Regions from separate parts of the Homo sapiens genome. Here region 2 is linked to region 1. Evidence: chromatin contacts called from ENCODE Hi-C or POLR2A ChIA-PET data. All regions are on one chromosome and are shown on one strand. Each heading gives the region's core, a stretch centred on a gene start or an enhancer-like site at or near the end of the contact. The rest is flanking DNA. Distances are from core to core; before and after follow the strand shown. Region 1 has its middle 41 kb from the start of SCAF4. Region 2 overlaps TIAM1 (TIAM Rac1 associated GEF 1).

Region 1 (6,832 bases), core at 2,122-4,621:
TGCATTTCTATCAGGGCTTGTCTTACTTACAGATTTTGAGGCCAAGGTTGTAGGTACATAAATGTTTATGATTCATATTTTTGTGGATTATAATGTTATAATTATGATATATTCTTTTAATGCTTTTCATTTTGAATTTTATTTTGTGTGAGATGACTACTATTAATATATACCTGGCATGCCTTTTTCTTTTATTTTCTTTTTTTGTCATCCAGGCTGGAGTGCAGTGTCATCCAGGCTGGAGTGCAGCCTGTCTGTCATCCAGGCTGGAGTGCAGTGGCACAATCTTGGTTAACTGCAACCTCCCTGCCTCCCAGGCCCAAGTGGTCCTTCCACCTCAGCCTCCTGAGTAGCTGCGACCACAGGCCTGCACCAGCATGCCTGACTGATTTTTGTATTTTTGTATTTATTTATTTATTTTTTGAAACAGAGCTTTGCTCTTGTTGCCCAGGCTGGAGTGCAATGGCATGATCTTGGCTCACTGCAACCTCTGCCTCCTGGGTTCAAGCGATTCTCCTACCTCAGCCTCCCAAGTAGCTGAGATTACAGGCATGCACCACCACACCCAGCTAATTTTGTATTTTTAGTAGTGACAGGGTTTCTCCACGTTGGTCAAGCTGGTCTCGAACTCCCTACCTCAGGTGATCCGCCCGCCCCGGCCTTCCAAAGTGCTGGGATTACAGGCGTGAGCTACCGTGTCTGGCCTAATTTTTGTGTTTTTTTTTTTTTTTTTTTTGAGACGGAGTCTCACACTGTCACCTGGGCTGGAGTGCAATGGTGCGATCTCAGCTCATTGCAACCTCCGTCTCCCAGGTTCAAGCGATTGTCCTGCCTCAGCCTCCCGAGTAGCTGAGATTACATAATTTTTGTATTTTTAATAGAGATGGGGTTTCGCCGTGTTGGTCAGGCTGGTCTCGAACCCTTGACCTCAGGTCATCCACCTGCCTCAGCCTCCCAAAGTTCTGGGATTATAGGTGTGAGCCACTGCGCCCGGCCTAGCATGCCTTTTTCGATGTCTTTTCCATCTTTCCTGTGTTCTTTTCATTAGGTGTTAGGATTGCTGATATGTTTGGCCTTCTTTCTGGCTGTGGCAGAAAAGTCACAATGGTCTTTCCCAAGTATATGCCATTTGGCTACCAAAAATGCATCCTCCCTTTCCTAGCATGGAAAGTGACAGCCCAGTCAAGGGCTATTTTCTCAACCCTCTTCATGCCCAGTTATGGTCATGTGATTAGTTCTCAGCAATGAAATGTGGGCAGCAGTGATGGGAATCACTAAGGACTTAATGTTTTTCTCTGCTTTTATTGAATGCGCACTTAATTGGTGATGATTTGCAGAGAAGTGGAGAAAGCAGGGAACTAAGGAGTTTCTATTTGTTTACTGATTCTAAGCCCTGAAAATGCCAGGTGATCGGGGGTGATCAGACGTGTCTGAATCACGTTGGTGGTGCCAGTGACTTGCTTGATGTTTGCCTTCCCCATCACTTCAGCTCCCTGAGGCCTGGGACTGTGCCTACCAAGTGCTACATGGTCTCCCTAAAGCTTGGGTTATAGTACACTCTTTATTAACATTTATTGTGTGAATAAATGAAATGCTTTACATTTACTGGTGACCTCATCAACTAATTCTTTTTTTTTTTTTTTTTTTGAGACGGAGTCTCGCTCTGTCACCTAGGCTGGAGTATAGTGGCGCACGTCGGCTCACTGCAAGCTCCGCCTCCCAGGTTCACGCCATTCTCCTGCCTCAGCCTCCGAAGTAGCTGGGACTACAGGCGCCCGCCACCACGCCCAGCTAATTTTTTGTATTTTTAGTAGAGACGGGGTTTCACCATGTTAGCCAGGATGGTCTCGATCTCCTGACCTCATGATCTGCCTGCCTCGGCCTCACAAAGTGCTGGGATTACAGGCGTGAACCACCGCGCCTGGCCTTCATCAACTAATTCTTTTGGTAAATGAATTTCTGCTTAAACCAGGCCAAGACCTTTCTTTATAAGAAGCCAGGCCAGTGAATCAGGGAGTGAGATCAGAGGAAAGGAAGTCTCCCTTTTGTGTCTTTAAGTCATGTATTGTGCCGTGACTAGCTGGAAAAGCTGCAAAATAGTATAATAGAAGCTGTATATATCAGCAATAGCAAGGATTACTTGTCTGAGAACCTGGTTTGTGCCAGGCACTGACCTTGATGCTTTTCATACATTGCTTCATTGAATACTCATAAAAGCTACCACACAGGTGTGATTCTCCCTATTTTACAGATGCATCAGCTGAGGCTCTGTGCGGTAAATAAGTTGTTCAATGACAGAGACCAAGTAAGTGGCCAAGTCAGGACTCATATCCGTCTTCCTGACTTCGAGCTTGAATTCCCTTCTACCATACCTTATAAAAAGAATTCAGCAGCCTGAGGTTCAAGGTTCAGCTGCATGATATTGAGAATTCATTTAGTTTCTCTGAGCCGCCATCTCCTTATTTGTGGAATGGAGATAATGATGACACTGATTGATGCTCAGCTCCTCACAGAGTTATTGTAAAGACAAGTGAGAGAATGACTATGTGTTTTGCAAGTGATTAAATTCACAAACACAAGTCACTTTACTTACAGTATACTGGAGACACTTACATTAGGCTTTTAAACATTTATATATATATGTATATATATTTTTTGATACAGGGTCTCACTTTGTCACCCAGGCTGGACTGCAGTGGTGCAATCTTGGCTCACTGCAGCCTAGACCTCCAGGACTCAAGAGGTCAGATCCTCCCAACTCAGCCTCCTGAGTAGCTGGGACTACAGGTGTGTGCCACCATGCCTGGCTAATTTTTTTTGTATTTTTTTGTAGAGATGGGGTCTCGCCATGTTACTCAGGCTAGTCTTGAACTCCTAAGCTCAAGTGATCCATCCACCACGGCCTCGCAAAGTGCTAGGATTATACGTGTGAGCCACCGCTCCTGGCCAGACTTTTTTTTTTTATTTAAAAAACTTTATTTTTAAACTTTAATTTTTGAGACAGGGTCTCACTCTGTCACCCATGCTGGGTTGCAGTGGTGTGATCATGGCTTACTGCAACCTTGACTTTTTGGGCTCAAGGGGTCCTCCTGCCTTAGCCTCCCAAGTAGCTTGGGCTACAGGCATGTGCCACCACGCCTAGCTAATTAAAAAAAATTTTTTTTGTAGAGACGGTGTCTTGCCATGTTGCCTAGGCTGGTCTCGAACTTCTGGGCTCAAGCTCCCACCTTGGACTCCCAGTGTTGGAATTACAGGTGTGAGTCAATGCGTTGGGCCGCATTAAACTTTAAAGTTTCTGAATTTGAGGACACGACTTTATGACAGGCAACCTCTCAGTTTTTCAGAATAGAAATAATCCTTTCAGTCACATGAGAGAACAGTGTCTTCTATTTTAAGTAGTCAACTTTCTCTTTAGTGTTGTTTGTATGTGGGCAAACCCTACCCAAGTTTCTGTTCCTGAAATCAATTTCTTAATTTGCATTAGGCAAAAGTGTTGCATAAGCTTATTTTATTATCATCCAGCTTTTTATAGATCTTTGCTGAGAGACAATACGGGCTTGTTGAAAGAGGCCCTGTTTGACTGTCCCAAGCCCTGGGATGGAGTCCTAGCCCTGGCACTTAGCAGCTGTGGGATCGTGGGTGAACTACTTCACCTCCCTGCTTCTCAGGCCTCTACATCTGCAAAGTGAGAACAAGGGGAGCTCTTTCCCTAAGGGCCCTTTCACTGTACTACTTAAAAATGATTGCAAAGAGTCTTGCGTTAAGCAAAACTGAACACCTGCTGTAAATGTCTGCACCTCAGCAACATGACCCACAGTAGAATCTATATTTAGTTGCATTTGGATAATCTTCCTTTCCCCTTTTGCTTTAGCACTTTCTACCTTCAATTATTTCTTTATTACAGCAATGCCCCCTTTTTGCTCTACTGATGTGGGTGAGATGCAAATGGGCCTTTTGAGACTCTTGCTGTGTCCCCTGGGCCCCAGATGGACAGATGGGAGACAGAACGATTGTGGAGTACATCTTGGAGCTGACAGGTTTTGGGGGCAGGAAGTGTTAGTCAACACATGAGAAAAATGGGGTAAACAGCTGGAAAAGGCTGAGCATTAGCTGACAGGCTCTTTAGCCAACTGTCCTAGGACTGGATCAGGGCCTTGTGCATGGTGGGAGAGGCACCTAGGACCTGTGGAAAGGACAGGAAGCCAGACCCAAGAAGCCTCAGGCTGCAACCTGGCCCTCAGTTATTATCACAAAACTTACAAAGGTGTGAGCCTCGTGAATCAGCTGCAATAGATTGTTGCCTTGAGGACAAGACAGTCTAAACAACTAAAAATTAGCCAGGTGTGGTGGCTCATGCTTGTTATCTCAGGGCTTCAGGAGGCTAAGGCAGGAGGATTGCTTGAGGCCAGAAGTTCAAGACGAGCCTGAGCAACACAGTGAGAGCCCCCCCCCAACCCCCCACCCCTCAACTTCTACAAAAAAATTTAAAAATTAGCTGGGCATGGTGGTGCACACTTGTAGTCCTAGCTACTTGGGAGGCTGAGGTGGGAGAATTGCTTGAGCCCAGGAGTTTGAGGTTGCAGTGAGTTATGATTGTGTCACTGGACTCCAGCCTGGGCAACAGAGCAAGACTCTGACTCAAAAAAAAAAAAAAACAAACCCAAAAAGCAAAAAGCAAAACCAAAAACCACACATACACAATGAAAATTATTACAAAATAGCCTGAACTTGGTAGATCCATTTCTTACACCAGGCATGGTGGCTCACATCTTTAATCCCAACATTTTGGGAGGCTGAAGTAGGCAGATTGCTTGAGCCCAGGAGTTCAAGACCAGCTTGGGCAATATAGGACACCCCATCTCTATGAATTAGCCAGGAGTGATGTCATGGGTCTGTAGTCCCAGCTACTTGGGAGGCTGGGGTGGGAGGATGGCTTCATCCTGGAAGGTAGTGGCTACAGTGAGCTGAGATTGCGCCACTACACTCCAGCCTGGGTGACAGAGAGAGACACTGTATCAATCAATTAATCAATAAATAAAATGAAAGAAAAGAAAAGAAAGCATTTCTTGAATACCAAGAAACCCAAGATATGACAGCTGATGCACATGAGGCCGTGTCCCTTCATGCAGTGAGGTGGCAAGGCCTGAACAGGCGGATGTGGCCTCTCAGGAAACTTGTCCATGATTTCTGCCTTCCTCCCCTGGGGCAGTCCTGCTTGGTTGTGTAGGAGGCAAAGGAAACTGATGGCTTGGGAAAAGTCCTGTTGATACGAAACTAACCTGTTTAAAATTTAGTGAGATTCAAGTTGTCTCTGAAAAGTAACATTTAGGCTAGTCCTGTTGGATTGTGCTTCCACCCTACTATATGCGTAACCTGTTCCTACTATAAGCAGCACTCAGCATTTACATCTGGTTTTACAGGGACCAAGGACCCATTACCATTAATGATCTGCCAAGCCACACAACAGTTCTGTGGAGGCAGATAATGATGTCCAATTTACAGACAAAGAGGGTTAGATTTGAAGATGCACAGTACTTTTCCTGGGGCCAGATCCTTTTACCAGACACAGGGAAATACATTAGAATTTTCAAGTATGTAACTCTTTGCTTTTTTGCAAGCCATGCATCCTGTTGGGTGCATTCCAAAGATTGTGGATTCTATTGGTGGATACCAACTCATACACAAAAGAGAAACTGTAGGAATTCTGCCCAAAAAGGAGGCCGTGTCTTGCTAGGCCCTCGGGTCTCTGTAGGGATGCACCTGTTGATGTCCTCTGGCCTCTTGTCCATCTTACCTGGTAAGGGGCTTCTCCCCTCTAACCCCCCCTCCCCTCACCTAATGGATCTTCCCTAAACCTAGCTTTTATCTGGTCAGTCCTTTGGAAGTTTCCAGAGTAAGAAATATGAATAAAGGGAACATGTGTACACAACTAGGGGGACAGTGAGTCCATTAGATCATTTCAGAAAACAATTTCAGAGAACCTAGGAAAGCTGGAGGCGCCCTGCCATCCAGAAGCCCTTGCACGTTCTCAACAGACAACACACATAAGAACATCCTGGCAGCATTTTTATTAGAGCAGAAATATGGAAATCAATCCAAAGTTTCGTTAATCAGATGAAAAAGTATGAGATATGTTCTCTAGTGGTGCTAGAGAACAATGGAGATGATATGTTCTCTAGTGGTGCTAGAGAACAATGGAGATGAATGAACCAGAGCCAACACCTCACTGTGGGTGAATCTCTAGAACACAAAGTTGAATGAAGAAGGAAAGTCATGGAAAAATATGCACAGTAAGATCCTATTTATATAAGGTTTGGAAATAGGTGAACTAAACAGTGTCTGTGGGGAACAGACAAATGCAGTTAAACTATCAAAATAAACAAGAGAATGATGAGTGTCTAAATCAGACTGAGTGGTTTCCTTTGAGGGGATGGGAGGGACAGAGACCAGGGAGGGGACTGCAAGGGTTTACTTCTTTGGTGATGTTCAGTTGCCTAAGCTGGGTAATAGGTCCCTAAGGATTCATTTTATTATTATCCTGCAAATCTTGCATCTGACTACACACAAACACCTGCATACATAAGTATTCTTTACTTTGCATGACATATTTTGTAATGAAAAAATACACAAATAAACCACCTCTAGGAAAACTTGCCTTTTCCCATAGCACCTCTGTCTAACTGGAAGACCCTTCCCAGTCTGGCAGCTCTGGCCTTGTAACATCAGCCAATGCTAGTATTACATTGTGCCAGGAACTGTCTTACGTGCTCTATGTCGTATTGCCATATTCAGTCCTAACAACTCTACAAGACAGGCATTATTATTATCCACA
Region 2 (6,832 bases), core at 3,225-5,724, 450 kb before region 1:
CCACACTGAATCCTGAACCCAGTCTCTTGGCCTCAACAACCTGGCCCCTCCTGTGGGTGTTTCTACTTTTGCCACTGCCTGTCTCTGTGTCACGATGCATTGACTTTTCTGTCACCTCCGCCACACTGTGAAGCAGGGGCTGTGGCCCTACCCGAAACAGCTAACCCACAGTCTGTCCACTGAATTGAGTTATGGCTGAATATTAGGTCCCAAACGCAATGACATTTTAAACCTATCTACACATGCAATTGTATTTCTATTTCCACAAGGGGGTCAAGCAACCACTGGTCACTTCAGCCAGGCGGGGCCCACTTCATGGTTTTCCCACAGAACTCCCGCAGGTGAGACAAAGCGCCCCTCAGGGAACTCGGTTCCTTGGTGGAGTCCATGGTAGAACGCTGTAGGTGCACTTCAGGGCTCCACAGCCAAAGTAAAGAAAGATGAGAGGCCGGGCGCAGTGGCTCACGCCTGTAATCCCAGCATTTTGGGAGGCTGAGGCATGTGGATCATGAGGTCAAGAGATCGAGACCATCCTGGCCAACATGGTGAAACCCTGTCTCTACTAAAAATACAAAAATTAGCAGGTCATGGTGGTGCCCGCCTGTAGTCCCAGCTACTCGGGAGGCTGAGGCAGGAGAATTGCTTGAACCCGGGAGGCGGAGCTTGCAGTGAGCCAAGATCACGCCACTGTACTCCAGCCTGGGCAACAGAGCGAGACTTTGATTCAAAAAAAAAAAAAAGAAAGAAAGTGCATGAAGCCATAAAAAAAGTGGTGCTAAACCAGTCTGAAAAGACTACACATTGTAGGATTCCAAGTATATGACGTTCCAGAAAAAACAAAACTATTTAGAGACATCAGTGGTAGGCCAGGCGCAGTGGCTCATGCCTGTAATCCCAGCCACTTTGGGAGGCCAACGTGGGCGAATCACTTCAGCCCTGGAGTTCAAGACCAACCTGGCACCATCTCTATAAAAAATTTAAAAATTAGGCTGGGTGTGATGGCTCATGCCTGTAACCCCAGCACTTTGGGAGGCCGAGGCGGGTGGATCACCTGAGGTCAGGAGTTTGAGACCAGCCTGGCCAACATGACAAAACCCCGTCTCTACTAAAAATAAAAAAATTAGCTGGGTATGGTGGTGCGGGCCTGTAATCCCAGCTACTTGGGAGGCTAAGGCAGGAGAATCGCTAGAGCCCGGGAGGCAGAGGTTGCAGTGAGCCGGGATCGCGCCATTGCACTCCAGTCTGGGTGACAGAGTGGGACTCTGTCTCCAAAAAGAAACACACAAAAATTTAAAAATTAGCTGGGTGTGGTGGTGTGTGCTTGTAGTCCCAGCTACTCAGGTGGCTGAGGTGGGAGGATCACTGGAACCCAGGAGTTCAAGGCTACAGTGAGCTATGATCACACCACTTCATTCCAGCCTGGGCAACGGAGCAAGACCCTGTCTCAAAAAAAAAAAAAAAAATCAGTGACTTCCTGGAATTAGCAAGAAAAGGGAAGAATTGGTGGAGCACAGAGGATTTTAGGGCAGTGAAACTATTCTGAATGATACTGTAATGGTGGGTACAGTAATGGCCGCTTGACCCCCTTAAAAACAGAACAATGACTGCGTGCGTGGAAAAGTTTAATTCATTGCGTTTGGGACCCAACATTCAACAATAACTCAATTCAGTGGACAGACTGTGGGTGGATACTGTAAAGGAGAATCACTTGAACCTGGGAGGCGGAGGTTGCAGTGAGCTTAGATGGCACCACTGCACTCCAGCCTGGGCGACGGAGAGAAACTCTGTCTCAAAAAAAAAATTTTATTTGGTGCCTGCTTATGGGCAGAGGGATGCTGTCCATGATGGTGATAACAACAGTAATAGTAATTGACACTTGTAGAGGACCTACTGTAAGTCAGACGCTGAAGAAGTTTCTTAATTTTCTGACAATTCTATCAGGAAAGTACTTGTCCCCATTTATAAATGAAGAATCCAAAGCACAGAGAACTCAGGCAACTTATCCAAGGCCACACAGCCTGTAAGTGATGGAGCTAGTGATTTTTATTCCCACAGTGCTGCTCTCAGCCATCTTTTCTGCCTGTAACCTTTCAGACAGCTGCCTCTAGCCTACCTCTGAATTCTAGGATTCCATCCACAGGGCCCCTAACATTGCCAAAAGCAAAGAGATTAACTGCCCAACTAGAATATGTGACATTCAGGCTGGAGACAAAGATTTTGGCTTGATTTGGTTTCCAAACAACAAAATCATTTCTTTAAGTATTTCAAAAATGTTTAAGAAATATTTTGGTAATGTTTCCCTGTACTGCCCCCAAAGTACAGGGAAATGGTGAATACCTACTCCATACCAGCATCCCTCAGTAGGACCACAAGGGTAAACAATGAGTACACCAACACTGTAATAACCAAAGGAAAGAACAGAAGTATTTTTTTACAGGCCAGGCACGGTGGCTCACACCTGTAATCCCAGCACTTTGGGAGGCCGAGGCAGGCAGATCACTTGAGCCCAGGAGTTCGAGACCAGCCTGGACAACATGGCAAGACCCCATCTCTACAAAAAAAAAATACAAAAATTAGCCAGGAATGGTGGTGTGCAGCCGTAGTCCCACCTACTCAGGAGGCAGAGGTAGGAAGACCACTTGAGCCTAGGAGGTGGAGGTGCGGTAAGCTGTGATCAATCATGCCACTGCACTCTAGCCTGGGTGACAGAGGGAGGCCCTGTCTCAAAAAAAAAAAAAAATTAGTTTTTAGTTTCATACTACTAGAGAAGAATCATGGAAAGATACATTCTCATAGAGTATGTTTTTAGAATTTACTCAGAAGGGGCCAGGTGCAGTGGCTCATGCCTATAATCCCAGCACTTTGGGATGCCGAGGCAGGTGGATCACTTGAGGTCAGGAGTTCGAGACCAGCCTGGCCAACACGGCAAAACCCTGTCTTTACTAAAAATAAAATAATTAGCCAGGTGTAGTGGCGCTCACCTGTAATCCCAGCTACTCGGGAAGCTGAGGCATGAGAAACACTTGAACCCGGGATGCAGAGGTTGCAGTGAGCCAAGATGGCACCACTGCACTCCAGCCTGGGCGACAGAGCAAGACTCTGACTCAAAAAAAAAAAAAAAGAATGTATACAGAAGAAGGTTCATCTAAAATAACATAAATATTCATCATGTATCTGGGGAAATATAGATACATTTCTACCTTTTAAGTCAAAAAGCTGGAAAGAAACCAGCCATCAGTGAGTTAAGAGGTGTCACACGGAGGGGGCATTGAAGAACCCACACTTTTCAATATTTTTCCCCTTTACTGTTTACTTTCACATGCAACTGCGAATAAAAGCAGTAGATATACTACACACTGGCATTTAGAAATTGTTTAAAATGGAGCTAAAGACATTACATTTAAAATTGAAGAAGAGCATCCCTTTGCAAACCAACCGTGTTTCTCACGCCCTCCAGACCCTCCAGACCCTGCTGAGGCCTCTGCTTTTCCACTGTCAGGCAGAGTCCCCCTGGAGCAAAACTGCTGTGCATCTGAACACCCTGACCCCAGCGAGACCCCAACTCCCCTCCCGCAGGTGAGCCACTGAATTCCTCACCTATTAATGACATGTCCTGATTTTGTTTGGTTTTGTTCTGTTCCATTTTTCTTATAGAATGCCCCATTCTCTAGGAATGGAGTTGAGCAGCTGCCACTCTGTCCTCTGATCAAAGTTATGGTCCTCTCCTGTCTTCCTGTTGTCCCAGCTCACCTGAGAGACTTTCTGGGAAGAGACTCTTAGAGGGAAGGGGAGTACTATGGCATTCATGGAGAATCCCCAGTGACCAGCTTGGAAGGCAGCTGAAATTTTCAAAGGAACTTCCTGCCTATCTGTATCCCAAACTAAAAAGATAGAAAGAAAACCAAACAGCTTTACCAGTTAACAATACCATCCTTCAGTGCACACCATCAGACTCCAAATAATCCATATTAAGTGGTAAAAGCCCATGAACTGGAAAGAAAGAAGGCTTCTGCAATGACAACAACAAAAAGATAGGGCAAGTCCCTAGTATCTCAGGGTATTCCCCACGCCCTGCAGATGTGCGTGATCATACACTTCCCACCAGGTAATACTCGGGAAGTATTTAAGATGCTAGATGAAAGGCATTTGTTACCCAGGGGCAATCCCCCTAAGTTTCTTGCAGTGGTGATTAAAGCGATTGCCCTCCATCCCTTCCCTACCTTCCAGTGATGTGAGGTTTAACTAATGTGCACTTGGGGTTTTAAGATCCCTAGATGAAAAGAGGACCAGATGTGAAAGTTATTATTATTTTGTTCAAAGTAGACGGGTATACTAACATCTGTGGGCAAGTTTACCACACGCCACTTAAAACAGGCTAACAGGGTCATATGCCAAAACGTTCAGGTTTGCATTTTTGAAAAGCTCAGAGATCTGACAGATGTGTTCCGGCCGCGATTTAACATGCGGCTCCAGTGAGAAGGAAGCAGATATGACAAATGGTTCACTTATTTCAGAACTAAAACCCCAGAGGAGCAGCCTGAGCCAAAAAGGGAAGTGATCAATGGAAAAGACGGTCGAATCTGCTCACAGGCAAGGCAAGGGGGCAACACAGAGCATGTGCAGGGAGGAGGAGCTTTCTGTTTGGAAGGTAAATGAAACACTGGGCTGCAGAGAACCCGAAATTATCTTCAAGCATTTTTTAGCCACGCTTGAACTCATTCTAGAATTCATCAGCTAAGTACCCTTATAGGATAAAAAGTCCCTTTCTTCATCTTCTATAAAGAAAGAGATCTGTGGGCTGGGCGCAGTGGCTCATGCCTGTAATCTCAACACTTTGGGAGGCTGAGGTGGGCAGATCATTTGAGGTCAGGAGTTCGAGACCAATCTGGCCAACATAGCAAAACCCATCTCTACTAAAAATAGAAAAAATTAGCCTGGTGTGGTGATGCACACCTGTGATCCCAGCTACTTGGGAGGCTGAGGCATGAGAATCGCTTGAACCCAGGAGAGGCAGAGGTTGCAGTGAGCTGAGATGTGCCACTGCACTCCAGCCTGGGCAACAGAGTGAAACGCCGCCATCTCAAAAAAAAAAAAAAAAAAAGGAAAGAAAAGAAAACAGAAAAGAAGAAAAAAGATTTGTGCCTAGAGAAATTGCAAAAATAAAGACCACCCCACCATCACCCTGCACCAGTAGGATCCAGACTGTGTGAGCAATAAGAAAGTCTAATCGATGCCCAAACACAGGCTTACTGAGAACCATGGTCCACATGAAATGGTGCGTAGTCTCCTCCCAACGCAGCTGTCAGGGAGAACCTATGGACCTAAACCAGATCGTGTCTCCCTAGTCCTATCCACAACCCTCAAAGGCTTCCCATCTCACCAGCAGTCCCGCAGACCCTGCCCTGACGACCCTCCTCTGTCTTCATCTCCTTGGCTCTCCCACTTTGCTCTTTCCACCCAAACTTCCAACATGCCCAGCCCAGCCCTCTGCCCTCTGCCTCGATGCTCCCTCTGTCAGCACAGGGCTCGCTTCCTCAACCCCTTGCCATCTTGGCTCCAATGTCACCCATGCAGTGGGGCCTTCCTAACTCCCCTATGTTCAAAAGCTCAAACACCCAACACTTCCTTGCTTCAAGGGCCTCCACTGTAACAATCACCTTCCCACATGGTACATGTTGTAACTACAGTCGCCATTCCCTATCCACGGGTTCAGTATCCATGGCTTCCATATCTGTGGACTCAACCAACCGTAGATCAAAAATATTCAAAATAAATCAAGAAATGATTGTGCCTGTACTTAACACGTACATATTTTATTTTATTTTTTGAGACAAGGTGTCACTCTGTCGCCCAGGCTGGAAAGCAGCAGCACAATCACGGCTCACTGCAGCCTCAGCTTCCTAGGCTCACATGATCCTCCCACCTCAGCCTCCTGAGTAGCTGGGAACACAGGCACACGGCACCACGACTGGCTTATTATTATTTTTTTTTTTTATTTTGCTCTAAGTTCTGGGATACATGTGCAGAACGTGCAGGTTGGTTACACAGGTATACATGTGCCATGGTGGTTTGCTGCACCGATCAACCCGTCATCTAGGTTTTAAGGCCCGCATGCATTAGGTATTTGTCCTAATGCTCTCCCTCCCCTTGACCCCCACCCCCCGACAGGCCCAGGTGTGTGATGCTCCCCTCCCTGTGTCCATGTGTTCTCATTGATCAGCTCCCACTTATGAGTGATAACCTGTGGTGAATTTTTCTATTTTTTGTAGAGATGGGGTCTCGCTATGTTGCTCAGACTGGTCTCGAACTCCCAGGCTCAAGTGATATTCCTGCCTTGGCCTCCCAAAGTGCTGGAATTACAGGTGTGAGCTACCATACCCAGCCCAGACATTTTTTCTTGTCATCATTCCCTAAACAATACAGTATAACAACTATTACCTAGCATTTATTTTGTTTTAGGTATCCGGAGATGATTTCAAATGTGTGGAAGGATGTGCCTAAATTATATGCAAATGCTATGCCATTTTCCAAAAGAGATTAAGCATCTATGGATTTTGGTGTCCTCAGGGCAGGGAGGGGATGTCCTGGAACGAACCCCCCACAAATACGCAGGGACAACATCTCTTGATATTGTCTGTATCCAGAATGTCAGTTCCCTGAGGGTAAGGATGCTTCCCAGCCTTCTGCCCTATTGTCTCCTTACTACCTGCAACTGAGCACGTGAACGCAGTGAACACACAGATGCTGACTTCAAAAGTCAAAGACAACCCGCAAGAAGAAACGCTGAGGTCGGCTCCCAGAAAAATCCTCGTAACTGCTCACTTTCGTGCTA

Evidence for each region. A loop is a pair of places that touch in the nucleus more often than their neighbours do. ChIA-PET counts read pairs that join two places held with the same protein, here RNA polymerase II (POLR2A). Pooled maps may share reads with other maps.
Region 2: a loop to region 1 is called in a map with no recorded cell type, with 19 times the contacts of the local background. The contact joins two enhancer-like sites. A Hi-C loop is called at or near these places in 4 of 37 single-sample maps with no recorded cell type and 4 of 50 pooled maps. POLR2A ChIA-PET finds 5 or more read pairs at or near these places in 1 of 52 experiments (H1).

The regions. Positions count from the first base shown.
Region 1 is chr21:31,769,385-31,776,216 of GRCh38, forward strand. No RefSeq gene overlaps it. Among named protein-coding and RNA genes, the nearest start is that of SCAF4, 41 kb to the left of the region's middle. RefSeq lists an enhancer at 3,440-3,729. Within about 2 kb of position 3,372, at least 3 of the 41 ENCODE cell types and tissues checked have a DNase peak (open chromatin) inside an H3K27ac peak, as active enhancers do.
Region 2 is chr21:31,322,562-31,329,393 of GRCh38, forward strand. All of the region lies in intron 2 of TIAM1 (TIAM Rac1 associated GEF 1), which reads right to left. Among named protein-coding and RNA genes, the nearest start is that of TIAM1, 18 kb to the right of the region's middle. Within about 2 kb of position 4,475, at least 3 of the 41 ENCODE cell types and tissues checked have a DNase peak (open chromatin) inside an H3K27ac peak, as active enhancers do.